Regions from separate parts of the Mus musculus genome. Here region 2 is linked to region 1. A link is a loop called in an ENCODE intact Hi-C map of the cell type or tissue named here. Cell type or tissue: heart. All regions are shown on one strand. Each heading gives the region's core, and the rest is flanking DNA. Links, peaks and the distances in the headings are about the cores only.

Region 1 (7,995 bases), core at 1,635-6,634:
AACAATATAGGAGGAAAAAATTTACAGAATAGTAGGGGTATTGCTAAAAAGATAAATAAAACACACTTTTCTCTCTAATCGTTTTCTTTTATTGAGATAGTATCTCTCACTTTATTAGCCCTTGCTACCTTTAAAATCATTGCAATTCTCATGTCTCAGCCTCCCAATGCTGGGATCTCAGTTAATCTTTCCATCCAATTAGTCTTATTTCTGAGTACAAATTTCCTTTCAGACTTGTGCCACATGTTTTGATTAAGAGAACCTGGGCATTTAGGGATCGACCTGGAGACTGGAGGTGTGACTTAGTCCACCATACCACCACCAAAGTGGAATGCCATGTTCCTGAAGAATCCACAATGTCAAAACATCCAGCGTATCTATCTATAGCTAACATCTTTTTTCCTAGCATTTTTATCACGTCTCCTCCAAAGCATTCAACTTAAAGTTGAACCAACTGTTTTCACAGTCATTTCAAGGTTTACATAAGATTTAATTGTAATTACATGAATAAGCCCAACTGGAATAACCAGATTTGGGAACAAACAACTGACACTTGGCAAGCCTTCTGGGTAGAAGCCAAAGGGGACAGAGGCACACCCCACAGCTGCCCACTGGGCAGAAGCTGCAGATTAATAACCAGAATGTTCTGCACCTATGGCCAGGAGGCTAGGCAAGCAGGTTAGTTAGGAGAACTAACAAGTTTTGGGGAGATCTGGGCCAATAATATCAGTAGGGTTTGAACACTGCAACTAACTTTAAATTAACATGGCCAGAGCTTAATTCCAAATACTACCATGACCAAGACAAAGTAACAAATTCAAAACATCCCAGTTTGGCCTTTAACAAGTGTTTATATACTTGACTTAATATAATTTTCCCCTCATCCTCTTTCGAGACAGTTCTATTGTTAATAGAACAGAAACCAGACAGAAACTCTAAAAGATGTCCTCCTTTTGAAGTTTAAATAATCAGGACACTTACAGGGGCCTCTCAGATCCCTAGACAAACCCAGTATGGGGGAGGGAGGGGAGCAGTTCTAACCATGTGAACTGAAATATCTATCTAGTAACCCTCTTAACTACAAAATATTTCTAGCTGGTTATTTGGGCCAGTGGCTATAGACAAAAATATTCAACTCCCAACAAAGAAGGCTCAGCAAGTAATCCACATGGTAGAACCAGCTCCTCCAAGCTGTGCCCTAGCATCCTTATGTGTGAGGTAGCATCCAGAGCCACCTCACATACACATACAAATAATTTAATTTTTTTTTGGGGGGGGGGGGCAGTGGTAGAACACACCCAGCACTTGGGAGGCAGAGGCAAGTGGATTTCTGAGTTCGAGGACAGCCTGGTTTACAGAGTGAGTTCCAGGACAGCCAGGGATACAGAGAAAAACCTGTCTAGGAAAAAAAAAAAAAAAAAAAAAGATTGTGTGGATATATCTGTAGAAATATCAGCCCTTTAAAAAAGAGTAATAAAGGCGGGAAAGATGGTTCAGAGTTTAAGAGCAGAGGCTGCTCTTCCAGGACTTGGGTTCAATTCCCAGCACCTACATTGCAGCACCTACATGGCATCCTGTTAATTCCAGTTTCAGGATATCCACAGAGGCATGCAGGCAAAACATCAATGGGCATGAAATATTAATTATAAACAACCCAGAAAATAAGAACCCACCTGAACATATATTATTATCCATTTTAAATTTAACGCATCATCAACCTGGCTTTGCTTCTGTATGCCATTCTTATAGTGGGTGTCCAACGTTGCTGCCACCTACAACTGGGGTTGTTTGGTACCACAGCTTTCCTAGCACATGCAAGACCCTAAATTCTACCAAATATAAAGCATTTCCACCCTAGACTCCTTGGGAAAGGAAAGGATTTTCCAAGACAAGTAAAGTATTATAAATGTGGGAAAAGGAAAAACAAGGCAACTAACAACTTCAATTCTCCCTTCAGAGCTGTAAAATACCACCATGTTTATTTAACAAAGGAAAAGCAAGCTAACTCTTGGAGACATTCTCACTACCTAGTCCTGGCTGGCCTGGAACTTCCTGTATAAACCAAGATGGCCTCAAACTAAGATATGCATGCCCACCTCTGCCTCTGCCTCCCAGTGCTGGGGGTTAAAGGTGTGTACCAACCATGACAGAAGACAGCAATCATTTCATTTGACCATTTTTTGTGCTAGAGATCTAACCCCCTGAGACTTTGTCCATGCCAAGAAAGCACTCCAGCACTGAGCTACCTATTTGCAGCTATAATTGTAGTACAACTCTGTTTCTGAACTTTATGAGGTTAACTCCCTTTCTGCGGTCTTGGGGTAGTCTTGGGTATGTTTTAGAGAGGGTCTCATATTTCCAGCTGCTGGCCTTCTACATGCTATGTAACAGGATGACCTTGAACTCCTGACCCTCCTCCTTAAACCTCCTAATTCAATACCATCGGGCCCAGTGTATTTGGAGATAGGGACTGAAAACAGGAATTCCTGTTTGCTAAGACAAAACAACTGAGCCACACAGGGAGCAGGGAATGTTTGAGAAGGTTTTTTATGGAGCCCAGAAGGGCATGAACTGGGACTGGATATGTAACTAAAGATGACCTTTAACTGTCTCCACTTTACAAGTCTGGAATTAGAGGAATTTGAAAAACTTGATCCCTAAACAGATTAGGTTAAGCTGGTGACACAACTCTGTCCACAGGGAAAGGTAAAGTCTTCCAAACAAGCCTTAAGTTCTGAATTCAACACCAAGTAAAGATGAAAGTGCAGAGTCAGCATTGTCCTGTGATTTCCACATGTGAGGATGTCATGGCATGTGCTATTTTTAACATTATTATAACTCAGGGGTACAAATTCTGCTAAAGTCATCCTGAACACCAGTCTGATCATTGGATTTTGAAGTGTCTGCTCCTATCTGGTATCAAGCTAAGATCAAATGGCCTGGTTATCATCCCCTACTTCCCCTAAGAATAACCATCTACAGGAATGATGGCAGAAAATACACACTGGGGGAAACATGCAACTGTTTTATTGTCCAAGTGAATTGGGGCTCTGAAAGGCACCCTTTTCCAGTTATCTAAGGTACTGTAGTGGGAGTCATGCCCAACACAATTAAGACAGGATTATATTTCAATTTATGAGGTTCTCAAGGATGTCATTTAATAAGAAATATAATACTAGTTTCTCCCAAAGCCTTCCATCTACAATCACACTCAAACTCTTGGCTAAGGCAATAAACTAAATCGAAGGCATGTAAAGCTTTTGAGACCAATTGCAGGAAGCATGCTACCTTCCACCAGCCAGCTCAAGTAATAATGCCACCTTCCACTTACAGCGGCACACTGTTTTCTATCTTCCGCCCACATAATCTCAGTAACTTAGTAAAGTGACAAAAGCAGCTGTGACTTTCCACTTTGAACCACTGATTCTGTTAAGAACTAAGCCCAGTGGATCTCTAAATCAAGTGCTCTTTGGAGTCCTTCCTCTCCGGAGTCCCCAAGATACAGTAAGGAGCAGATGACTGGGCACAGACAAGACAGCTCTTGCCCAAAAACAAGGAAAAGCTTAAGGCAACAGCTGATGCTATGCAACATCCCCTTCAAAGTTATCATGCCACCTCCTGGAAAGGCACCCCAACGCAACAAAGTAACAAAATCCTCAAACTCCAACCATATAGAAGGTTAAAAAAAGCTCTTCCTAAATGCAATTTTCTTTCCTTTCACTAGCATGGGTGTGAGTGGGAATTACAGTGATACGTCCCACAATCAAAAGACCTAGAACTGTGGAGTGAAAATATTCCTGTTAAGGAGCCTCACCCCTGCTCTCCTGCCCCTAAGTAGTTTGAGAAGGTTCAAGGGCACTCGGTGAGGGGTAAAAGGCTTCCCAATGCTCACCTGCTGGGACCTGGAACACTGACTCAGAGCGGAAGGTCCAGGTCGGGCACATCCCTCACAGGCCCTTGCCTCCTCCCACGCCCCGCACCGCACAGCACAGCACCGCACTCCCGGAGCTCCTACTCAGGCAGCGCCTGGAACCTCCCGCCCGACTTTTGACAGCACGGAGGAAAGGAAGGTTCCACTGGGCTGTCCCTTTGTGACGTCACAATGACAACAGACAGCGGCAGCTCGCGAAGGGGGAGAACCGAGGACTCAAAGCCACTGGGGGCAAGGGGCGGAGAGAGGACGTGACGGCCCGGATGGGGGGTGCAAAGGCGCAAGGCAAAAGAAGGCCGCGGGGAGGGGAGGGGGCGCGCTGACGTCTCTCCTGCTTAACCTGTTGCTCGAGACTGCGCTGGAGCCCGCGGGCAGGGCGGCGTAAGAGCTGAGCCTTACGCGCGGCGGGGGGCGCCCGAGGCATCTTTCCCTTCCTCACCCCCACCACCACCACCCCCTAGCCTCACTCACCCAGCCCGTCCCGCCCCGAGTCAGCACGCCGAGCCACCCGCGAGCCCCACCCACCCGCCCAGCCAGAGCACAACCCGGAGTCTGCCCCCTACAGGCCGCCCGCGCGCCCGCGGCCCGAGCCCGGGCTACGGCCCAAAGCGCTGTGGGCCCCGTGCACCCTCCCGGCCGGCTGCGTCCGGAGCACCGCGTGAGCAGACTCGGCTCCCGCAGCAGCAACTCACGCTCTGCCTCGCACAGCCACCGCCGGCTTGCGGCCGGATGTCCAGACTCCACAGGGTCCGCTGGCCTCCAGCAAAAAAAAACAAAAAAACAAAATGCCTACCCACGGTGTTCTCCAACTTATCGGGGTCCGGGATAGGGTGGGGGTTCTCGTCCCAAGTTCTACCCCATATCCTTTGTGGCTACGTCAGGAGACATGCTCTGGGAAGGAGTCCACGCTCCAAGGCAAGGCTGTGTGTCCATGCAGTTTCTACACATCGAGTTTAAACTAGTCCTTTGCGCTTTACCCGGCCCACTGCAATGCGGATGTATTTTAATTCTTAAATTCCTTATGGAGTAGGCTTTGTAAGTTGAGCTTCATTTAATCTTACGTTTCTTTCAAGTTAAGTTTACGTGTATAGATTAGGATCAGCTCTCCGGGAGAAATTCAGGTTTTCCATTAAATGTGTGTGTGTGTACACATTTAACAAAACCACTGCCCAGAAGGTCATCTCCCATTATACACTCCTCTCTAACCAAAAAGGAAAAATATTAAGACCAAATCATCGACCCTAGTTAAATAAAACTTTCTCATAGGGTCGCATTGTTCTTTATTTATCTTCAAGGGCCTTTTTTTTTTCTGGGGGAAAAAAGTGTACTTTGCTCTAAAGCATACGCAGCTAACCACCGGATCACTCGAGTGCATATTTGGTTAATCCCCTGGTTTCCCTCTCTACTCCCTCCCCCCAAACTTACAAAAAAAAAAAAAAAAAAAAAAAAGCCACTACACAAAACAAAAACACTCCCTATGCCAAGCAAGACGCTGCTATACTGTGCACAAAACAAACCTAACCATCACAACCCAATCTCAGAAACCCAGTTTTCAGGGAGAAATTATTCGTATTAACATGCATTCACTCAGGCACACATATACTTTTACATGAGCTATGTTTTTCCCCTCAAACTAGAAACCATGAATCTTTAGAACCAAAACCAGCCTCTTTATAAAAGTCAATACCAATAAATGCATTCCCAGTAACATGATTCCCAACTGGGTCATGTTGCAAGCTAGATAAGCCAAAAGGGCCACATATATTAAATGATGTGCCAGTGCTAGAAGATCGCCATAATCGTACTCTGGATTGCAACTTAGCTTCCAACACACATACCTTACACGATTTTCCAAATAACACTAATAACAGGCTCATTTGTATGCAAAGTGCAATATGGGACCAAATCCGCCCGAGAATGCAGTTAGATCACTGCGGGGGCCCCCACACACAGAACCCCAACCTCCACCAAAACCCCTTGCCTTTCACCAAAACTACATCAACGTTGTGTCATTCGAGGTCAATTTATATACTTGAGGTATCTCTACACCAGTCTGTTTTCTCAACCAAACTAGGCAGACACGACTTTGCCTGAAAAGCCCTTTCGGAAAAGAAAGAGCTTTATCGGACGCTGTTTAAAACCTTTCAGCTGCAGAATTATCTATAAACTTGACATTCACAACCATCGCTTAAAACTGCAAGCCAAAGGATGTGTTGTTAAGAGCACTTACGTATTTCTTCTGAATGATATTCCTCTTGGGTCTTTCCTTGCTCATTCTGAGATCCAAATGCTGATTGCAAAAGGGGACAATTGCTTCATGAATTTAAAGCCGTCAGAAATTTGCAAAAAAATATCCTGGTGGTTTTTATTGTTGTTGGTGGTGGTTGATCTTGTAATCCGACTTTTCTTCCTCTTCCCCCAAAACCAGATTCGCCTTGAAATAAATCCGAAATTGAGAAGGATAAAAGAAAAAATATAAAAAGAGCCAAAGACGAGCGAAGCAAACAAGAAAAATTCACTTTAGTAAAACACTCATAATGGAAAATTTCCCCCGAAACATACAACAGACACAAAAAAAGAAAAGAAAAAAAAAGAAGAAAAAAAAAAAAACCGACGCCCTTCACTCCCCCCCTTTTTCTTCCAAAAACTACATCAGCGAAACGTGAAGGTCCTTAGTATCTGATCTGTAGTTACATCTTGAAGAAGAAAAAAGGAAAAGATAAATTTAAAATGTTGGAAGTCACGTTTGTGCTGCAGCAGCAGTGCGAGCAGAAGAGTCAACTCCAGCGGCGGCGGTGGCGGCGGCAGCACCACAGCGGAGGGCTCGCCGAGTCTCTTTTTTCCAAGCCCCTTAACCAATGAGAGAGAGGCTAGCCAGCCCAACTTTAAATGGACTCTGCTTTTATACAAGTTAGGGCTCCTCGGCTAATTCGCCACCTCCCGCCAGCCGAAAACTCCCACAGCTGAGCCCCCCGCACGCCTGCCTAACCTCTGCCCACAAGCCCCGGCCCGGTGCGGAGAACTCCCGCAGCCCCGTCGACGAGACCCCGGAAAGGCCTCCACGAAGCCTCTGCGGGCCGCCCGTCAGGCGCCTCTCCCACGCCGAGCCCAGTCGTGGAATTGAGAGAGGCTCCCTAGCTCAATGCATGGCACGCTCGGTCGCTCCACCTCAGCCCCTTCCCCCCCCCCCCCCCCACCCGCAGTCCGCTCACCCAACAGTCGCCGCATGCAAACCTTCGCCACTGCCCTCACGTCTACCTGCAGCCGGGCAGCTGGGTACCAGTGCCCCAGGACGCCCGGCCCGGGGGAGAGCCGCCTATTCCCGGGGCACCTTAGAATAGTCCCCTTGATCTTCTGGAAGTTGTAGTCCCTTGACTACAAAATGGCTATGGCCACGGAAGCGAAGAACTACAATTCCCAGCGTGCCCCACGCCTCCTGTCACTCAACTCCCTTTTCCCCGATCGCTTCCCCCTCCCCCTTCCCCGGGCCCTGCCAACAAACGCTTGGACGTGTCCCGCGTGCGACACTGCTAGAGGCTGGCTCGGGATTGGCCCGCGGAGCGTGTGGTCCGGGAGCGAGGAACTCCCCACGCCGGCCCCGCCCCCCAGTCCCCTCCCCGCGGGGGCCGCCCTCCCGGCCCGGCCCGGCTCGGCCCGGCCCCGCGCGCCCCGCCCCGCCCCCACCCCGGGCGCGAACCGCCTGTGGAATCGAGGAATCGGCGCGCGAGAGCGCGCCCGCGGGCCCGCGAGGGCAAGCCGCCAGGCTTCCCGGGGGAAAGGCCTCGGAGCGTGGCGGCGGCGGCGGCGGGGGGCGGTGTCAGCGAGGGGTTGGAGCGGGTCCTCAGCCAAACTGGGCCACGCACCAAGAGGGATCCTCGCTCGGTGCGAACTCGCTGATCGGCAGCGCCCGCTTGCTTCAGCCGTTGCCGGCGGTGTCACCTCAGGACAAGCGCCCGTGTGCCGAGCAAGCGGGCGGCCGCTCGGCCGCCGGGGTGGTCCGAGGTCACGGCTCCAAGCCGGCCCGCGGCCGCACGCGACCCCACGCGCGAGGCAGACGCGGCTGG
Region 2 (7,995 bases), core at 1,962-6,961, 430 kb after region 1:
ATGGGCTGGAAGGAAATCTACTGAGGAGTGCCTACCATGGCAGAGGCTGTGAACATGAGGACAGAGTTGAATGGGACTGCTCTCTACCCCAGAGGGCAAGGAGTGGCGGAGGTGAAGGGCTCAGATCACACTTAGGGGGTACATCTTGTCTTGAGCGTCCTGCTTGAAGCTTCAAGGTGCAGAGAGGAAAGACTCAGGGGACTGACAAATAGACTTGTGTCTACAGATAGAAACGAGTGCCAACAGAAAACACCATTGAATCCACTGAAGTCGCGAATGTCTGGTGGCAAACATGGTCACCTTTCATCTGACCAGCTGAGTGAATGGTCTTCACTATGCTTCTCCAGAGATGTCCACGGGAACACTCTTATCTCTTGCTCCAAACTCTGCTTCTTTTTTTTTTTTTGCCTTCTAGGCCTTGCGGCTGAATTAGAAGAGAGAGGACAAAGGAAGCCCCTTCTCCCACTTAGACATAGAGTAGCTGAGAGTACTGGGACTATGAGTCATGTATTCCTCATTTATGCTGGAAATGAATGTTTCCTCTTAAGAATCATCATTTTTATTATGTTTAGTTATGTGTGTCCATGTGTCTGTGTGCAACTATGTACGCACGAGTTCAGGTGCCTGCTGGGTCTGAGAAGAGAGCGTCTGAGCCCAAGACTTGGAGTTACAGGTGGTTGTGAGTTTCCTGACAGAGATGCTGGAAACCAAACTCTAGTCCTTTGCAGAAATGGCACACTCTTAATCACTGAGATATCCTACAGTGAAGACCTTTTCTTCTTATATCATTTGCTAAGTATTGTGTGGGAATGGTGTTGAATACAGGATGGGGTCCATATGAATGAGTACATAGCAAATAGTGACCAAGGGCATCATGGGAGAGAAAAATACCTTCAACTGGCTGAAATTGCACAGGGAAACTAGACTTTCAGAGCCCCCAAATTGAGTGTGTGGGGTTTGTCCAGATCTCCAAAGGATAGGGAGGCCCAACTGTACCAAGTGTCTTGGTTAAAGGCACAGTACAAAAATTCAACCACAGTGCGACATTAAAAAATCAGGAGGCCAGAGAGGAGAAGGATAGACTTGTTGCCTCCTCTTGGGATGGGAAAATGCCTGAGGTAAGGAGAGCACAGTTAGGGACATTGGAAGGGGAGTGGCTTAGCCAGTCAGAAAGATTGAGGAGAGAGAGAGAGAGAGAGAGAGAGAGAGAGAGAGAGAGAGAGAGAGAGAGAACGAGAGAGCACAGGAACAGGCAGTTTCAAGACAAATCCTATTGGAGCCTGCTGGGAGATGCTCAAACACCCCAAAGGGACACGTGCACGGACATGTGTGTGCTCGGATTCTGTTCTTCCTTTCCTTATTTAGTTCCCTGTTTTCTCTTCCTTGTTCCCTTCGGCCCCCTGTGAATGGTAGCGCCTTCCTCAGGAAAGGCTTTGTTAAAAACCCATCCTTGATGCAAGCCATGGAAATGAGGGAATGAACGGAGGAAGGCCCGCCCTCCCGCCCGCCCGCAGTGTGGATTTTTGAGATTGCGTTGGTGTTGGTCACCTGCTTCCTTTTGCCTGTAATAGGAGTCATGCGGCTTAAAAACCCTGACTGCTGATTTGAAAATTTACCTCATGCAGTGATTGATAATAGAAGCTTTCGGGAATGAATCAAAAGGGGAAAAAAAAGTGGGGGAGGGGCTTGTGAGGTGTGTGTGTGTGTGGGGGGGAACATGTGAATTGTTGAAAATTGGGACGGCTGAAGCTCCACTTAGCTTCCAGTGAATGGGGTTCAGATGTCCGAATTTGGTAGGGAAACTGAGGCACAGAGAAAGAAAGGAGGCTGGCTGGCTCTTCATCACATCCTCTATCATATTCCCCCTCTCCTCTCCAGCTCCCCCTTCTTTTCAGTCCTAGGGATGGATCCTGGGCTAGGCAAGAGGAACCATTGCTGTTGTTTTTCCTAAAAAAAAAAAACAAAAAACAAAAAACAAAACAAAAAAAAAAAACCAAAAAAACCGGTGAAATGCTGCAGTTACCTGTGGCACTTTATTTTAAACCAATTGGTGGCAGACAAGTTAAAGTGCGACCTCTTGCAGACAGATCTTCTATTTGCAGTGGCCATTCCTGTCCATTCCTTGGAAGCTTCTGCTGGGCCCCTGAGACTGTGTAAAGTGCTGAGCAAGCCAGAAGTGGCTTTTGTGTCTGTGCGTGAGCACACTTGATGGTCATTCCCCAGGAGTGGTTCACAGTCTTTCTCTGGCTTGTTACTTACCCGGTAAGGTAGGCTGTCTGGCTGGTCAGCTCCAGGAACTTTCCTGTTTCCACCTCCTTAGCTTTGGGATCACACATGCCTGGCAGCTCCCTCACCCCAAAGATGGGTTCTAGGAATCGAACTCGAGTACTTGTGCTTGTAAGGAAAGCACTATACTGAAGCGTCTCTCCAGACCATTGCAGAAGATGCTAGAACAAAAGAGAGGGCATTCTATCCTGCAGGGGCTTCTTCCCTAGTGGGAACGCATTCTCCGTCTTTCCCCGACGGCCTGTTTTTGTAGCAGGATCCTTCCGAATGGCTTGGCGTCTATCATCAGACTTTCAAGACTCCCAACTCTGTCACAGTTCTCTTTGGGCTGTGTTTAGGTTCAGAGGATAACAGAAGGGTGTTGGAGGGGACCCAGCTTCAGTTAACCCTGAGGTTGAGAGACCAAGCAAGGTTAGGGATCTGGTTTGTCCTGGTTATTGTCAGGGATGGAGGCGAGAGGAAGGAAAGGACCTGAGCGTTGTGATAATCACGTCTGATGTATCTTTACCCAGACCAGTGATAGCTTTAGCATCACTGAAAATCTCCAATGGCGAGTTCTAAAACACACAGCCCAAACACTTGAAGAACTTAAATTGTTCCTCCTCAATTCTCTGGGCCCATCTCCAGAGGCATCGACTCAGCCAGGCTGAGAACAGCTGTTCTAGAAGGTTCTCTCAGCCTCCAGGAACAGCTGTTTGGAATGGAGTCTTTAGACAGTGAGGGTTTTGGTACTGTGAAAGTATTGCATGCTTGTGTGGGAAAAGGTTGTCAGAGGAGCCAAGTGAACAGTTTTGATCCCTAAACAACGCGGCCACAGAGAGTCTTGGTTCAAAGGTCCTTCGGCCTGACCTGCAGAGAGGCTTGGATTCCACACTCCCGGGTCAGAAGGAGGCGTTCTGGCTGCCCCCGAGGACAGCCAGCTCGCAGCAGGTTCACTGGCTTCTCTACCTCCCGGGCTGTGTGGTTTGGTTTCCTGAACTGACCTATCTAAGCAGGCGGCTGACTCAGTTCTTGGCCCAGGAATACAGGAGAGCCTTACATAACCATGTAGCTGAGCTCTTGGAAGGAAAGTCCATGCCATGTGAGGAGTGAGAGGCCAGCTCTCAATGGCGGAGGGGACTTGGTTCCCAGGCTAGCTTGGAGGGAGTGGCATCAGAGCTCCAGGCCCAGAGCTGTCACAGGGCAGTGTTTATTTTTGAGTCATCTGCAGCATACATGTGACTAACAACCTCGTGTCCTAAAAGTTCATCTCCTGGCGAGGTTTCCGTTGCTCTCTTGGGCTTGCCTGAAGACTCAGTTCGGGTATTTTAAAGGATTTGCTGATGGAATGGGGGGGAAAAAAAAGGAATGAAATAAAAGAGGAAGACGTGACTACTTCTAGACTACGGAGATTTTTATTGTAGATATAAGGGAGAAAGCAGGCAGAGCGAAGGGTCCAGGGTGAACATGGTTGGCCTACTAAAACGGACCAGGAGAGGAGAGGAGAGGAGAGGAGAGGAGAGGAGAGGAGAGGAGAGGAGAGGAGAGGAGAGGAGAGGAGAGGAGAGGAGAGGAGAGAGCAAGAGAGGCAACTCAGACTGTGAGATAGGGGTAGCCAAAATGGCCAAGTTATATAGAGACCTAAAGCTGGGGGGAAGGGAAGCCCAGCCCCTGGAAGAGAAAGGTTTATGGTAGGGAGTGAGGTGAGAAGTGCTGGGAGGAGCCACATGTACTGAGGAATGCTGGGAGGAGACACGAGTACTGAGGGATGCTGGGAGAGCTGGGAGGAGCCCTAGGTACTGAGGGATGCTGGGAAAGCTGGGCGGAGCCACAGGTATTGAGTGAGACTTGTCCTTGGTTTGATACCTAACACTGATAATGTCTTCTTAGAATGTATTTGTAGCTTTCCTTCCTCCGTCCATCCCTCTCTCCTCCCTCCCTTCTACCAACTTCCCTTTTTTCCTTCTGTGATGCTTGCTGTCTGGATCTCTAGTGTATGGCAGGCACTGGCATGAGAGTTTTCCCTCCATGACTGCACACCTTCCTCACACAAGCCAAGTCATTTTGACAAAAAGACTATTTGACTTACTGTTCCAGAGGAGATACAGGCCATTATAGTGGGGAAGACTTGGTGGGAGGAACTTGGGGAAGCAGAGGGAGAACAGGAGGAAGTGGGGCTGTGCTACCGAACCTCAAGGCCCACCCCTGATGATGCAGGGCTCCATCTTCGGAAGATCTCACAACAGCGCCACCAGCTGGAGACCAACGTTCAAACACACAAGCCTATGAAGAGCGGTTCACATTCAAGTCAGAGCAGTGGGTGACTGGGATCTGAAATTTAAGTCCACAGTCTTCTGACACCAGATGTCATTCCTAGCCATTTCACCTGGGGAGCGGTGTGGACACAGTTCTGGTGACCTCATCTAATCCTCTCTCTATGGTTGGGTGGGTCTCTATACATTATTCTGATCTACACTATTGTGTATCTAGTTCCTCAGCAATTAGAGCTTTTCCTGGTCACTCTGTGCTTCTCCACCACATTTTCTTGATCAGGCTAAAGTGTGGGAGTGACTCTGGAATCTTCCTCCTCCTCCTCCTCCTCCTCCTCCTCCTCCTCCTCCTCCTCCTCTTCCTCCTCCTCCTCCTTGTCACAGCCTACACTCCAGCTATCAGTAGGATTCCTATAATACAGATACCCAACCTTTTGCTCACAGCTGTCAAGACTGAGTCAGCCTTCGTTGGATTCTTGTGTAAAAATCTTCCGGGGCCTTCTTGACTCATTCTGTTAGTGTCAGTGATAAAGTTACTGCCTCTCGACTCCAAACTATGCTTCTTTTATGCTGCTGGAGCTCAGCTACTGAACCCCTGAAAGCCCCATCTCTGCTTTGTTCTCGGACTCTAACAAAGTTGGGCCCAACAGAAAGGCTGCCAGAGGGAGGAGAAAGCAGGGTCGTGATTCTTCCTGGGTTGCTTTCTGTGACTTCCTGTTGGCCTGCAGGTCCTAGGAACAGCACCTCAGCCATTTCCCCATGGAGTTCTTTCCTTTATCAGAAGTTCAATTCTCTTTGCAAACTTCCCCTCACTGGAGAACTAGCCTCATAGCACTTCTTCAAGGACAACTCTCTTGTTGTCTCAGAGGTCTGGGCTCCAACCCAGCGTCTAACTTTGATAATCTAGTACCATCTTCCTGTTTTCCCACCTCTAAGGATGGAGACAGTTTCCCTCCATGGTTATTTCAAAGGCATCTTGATTTCTTTTTCTAGCCTTTCACTTACCAGGATGTCGACTTTATATTGAGGTTCTTTGTGTGTGTGTATGTGTGTGTATGTTCTGTTTTGTTGTTTTGTTTTTTCATTAAATTAGTGTGGTGGTTTGAATATGCTTGGCCCAAGGAGCGGCACTATTAAGAGGTGAAGTCTTGTTGGAGTAGGTGTGGCCTTGTTGGAGGAAGTGTGTCACTGTGGGGGTGGGCTTTGAGACCCTCCTCCTAGCTGCCTGAGGAGTCAGTCTTCTGTTTGCCTTCGGAACAAGATGTAGAACCCTCAGCTCCTCCAGTGCCCTACCTTCCTGAATGCTTCCGGCCATGATGATAATGGACTGAACCTCAGAACTAGTGAGCCAGCCCCAATTAAATGTCCTTTGTAAGAGCTGCCTTGTTCATGGTGTCTCTTCACAGTAATGAAACCCTAAGACAATTAGCATTGTTGAAATAACTGGTGTGTCTCTGTCTCCAAATGGGGACTAGATATGTCAAGTCCAGGTCAACGTTCTCACTTATGATTTGGCGTCTGCTTCTCTTGGAAAAGCCCCCCCCCTCCCTCCCTTCCACATGATCTTCTACCCTTCTTGGCTATTTGGCAAACATAACAATCCTTCTCTTGCTCAGAGCGTTCAATATTTCTGCCTCCTCCAAACACTGCTTCACAATTCTGTAGGCTTCTGTTTAGATCTTCCTGTAATGTATTCTCTTTTATAAGACTTTCCAGGAAAACCCTTCAACACTCCATACACACTCTTCTCCATCTTTTTCTTAATTTTGTCTATTTTTTCCACAGTCTCTATCACTATCTATGTTAGCAAACAAAATACGTGAGGTAATTAATTGATAAAGATGAAGAGGTTCATTTTGCTCCATAATTTCAGTTCCTGGTCACTTGGTGTTGTTGCTTTAGGGCCTGTGACCGAACAGTACACCATGATGGAAGTATGTGGCAGAGGAAAATTTTTATATACTTGCAGTTGGCAAGAAAACAGAGACGAGGGACCAAAGTTTCAGTGGTTTTCAGTGGTATGCACCCAACCTCTGAACAAAGTCCTACCTCCCAAAGATCCACTACCTCTCAGGAACACTAGGACTACGGACCAAACCTTGTACCAATGGCCCTTTAGGGGACACTCAAAATCAAATTGGATCCGCATCTAAGTCCACTTGCTTATGCACTTGTTAACTGGCTCTTTCCTTTGAGTAGAAGCTGCTGGAGACCAGAGACTTCTGCTTCAGTGACTTCTACATCTCAGAACTTGCAATAGCATCTGGTACCTTAAGTGCTTGATATATATATATATATATATATATATATATATATATATATATATCCACTGAATGAAGAAAGTGTTGACATTCTGAACTCTTGGGACTAAGAACTACCCAGGTCAAAGTGTTCTGTATAATGAAGACTCTGATGTAATAGAGACATCAGGAACAGCAAGAACTAACCCTTATTCTTGAAGATTTAGCATCCTTCCCTGTTTCTCTCCATTGTTGCTGGTAGACCTAAGAAACAAAATCTGATGCTGAACCTGTGTCATTTCCTCTCTGCCTTAGATGTCCTGCTGATGTCTTTTGAAATGGTGATAGGACTAGAGAGAATGCCCCAAGTCTATCTGCTCCTCTGAGCTCAGTTCACAAGGAAAAGGTGTGAGAGTGAGGGTTGTTGCCATTTTGTTTTTTGCTTCTGAGACACTTTGTGCTCCATAGCCCTGTCTGGTTGGGTATTCACAATATTGACCAGGCTGGTCTTAAAGACATGGTAATTCCCCTGTCTCATCCTCTAGAGTGGTAGGATTAGGTTGTTGGCTTTTTTGTTGTCATCTCCACAGAGGCTGTATCTTTAAGGGTGTGTGGTGGGGATCGGGGTATCTCATTTCTAACATGGAGCCTAGCTCTCTAATCCAGGAGAGCTAATAATACTCTTAGACCAAGAAGAGGAGAGGCAAGAATTTATCATCAGCAATTACTGACTTATTATCCTCACAAGATTGAAGGTTGAACCAACCCTAAATCCGACTCACTGCAAGTTATCCCCTGCCCTGTTGCATTGTGGGTGAGCTCCGTGGATTACAATGGCAGCTGCTGGGTTCTCACTGCCGTGAGTCACCTGTTATTTCATGTTTGCCTTGGATCCCAGCCCCGTGGGTTTCAGAAGGTGCTGAGCTGGCCAGTGTTCTTGGCTTGAGAACACAGGTGTGACCGGTGCCGTGTGAAATGCTAGCAGCAGCTAGAGCCGAGGATCTGATAGGAAGCTTGACGTACTGGCTTTCATCGGCTCTGCTTTGCTTGGCCACATGTGACCCTGCACTTGGCAGAGTGAGGGCTGAATCAGGCTCCAGACAGCTTCTTTCACGGTCCTGTTTTGGCTCTTAAATAACGAACTGAAGCAACCCTGTGATGCTTGGGGCTGTCTGCACTGTCTTTAAATCCAGTGACCTGTGAGAAAAGATTCTTAAGCA

What was found. Hi-C counts contacts between places; a loop is a spot of excess contacts. Peaks named below come from ENCODE experiments on the same cell type or tissue, not always from the same donor. Only the 100,000 strongest peaks of a DNase experiment are listed, where the experiment ranks them.
Region 2: it touches region 1 in a loop (2.6-fold over the local background); 10 of 42 quality-filtered maps call a loop at or near these places.

Annotation. Positions count from the first base shown.
Region 1 is chr13:44,730,083-44,738,077 of GRCm38, reverse strand. Jarid2 (jumonji, AT rich interactive domain 2) reads right to left here and starts at 6,807. Exons shown (of 18, transcript NM_001205043.1): 1 at 6,162-6,807. The coding sequence starts at 6,206. In heart, for the core only: CTCF peaks have their summits at 4,324 and 4,526 (motif pointing left); DNase peaks (open chromatin) are centred at 4,137 and 4,487; H3K4me3 peaks cover 3,288 bases; H3K27ac peaks cover 3,555 bases.
Region 2 is chr13:44,301,842-44,309,836 of GRCm38, reverse strand. No RefSeq gene overlaps it. Among named protein-coding and RNA genes, the nearest start is that of Gm29676, 46 kb to the right of the region's middle. In heart, for the core only: a CTCF peak has its summit at 4,528 (motif pointing left); DNase peaks (open chromatin) are centred at 2,286, 3,346, 3,996 and 4,526.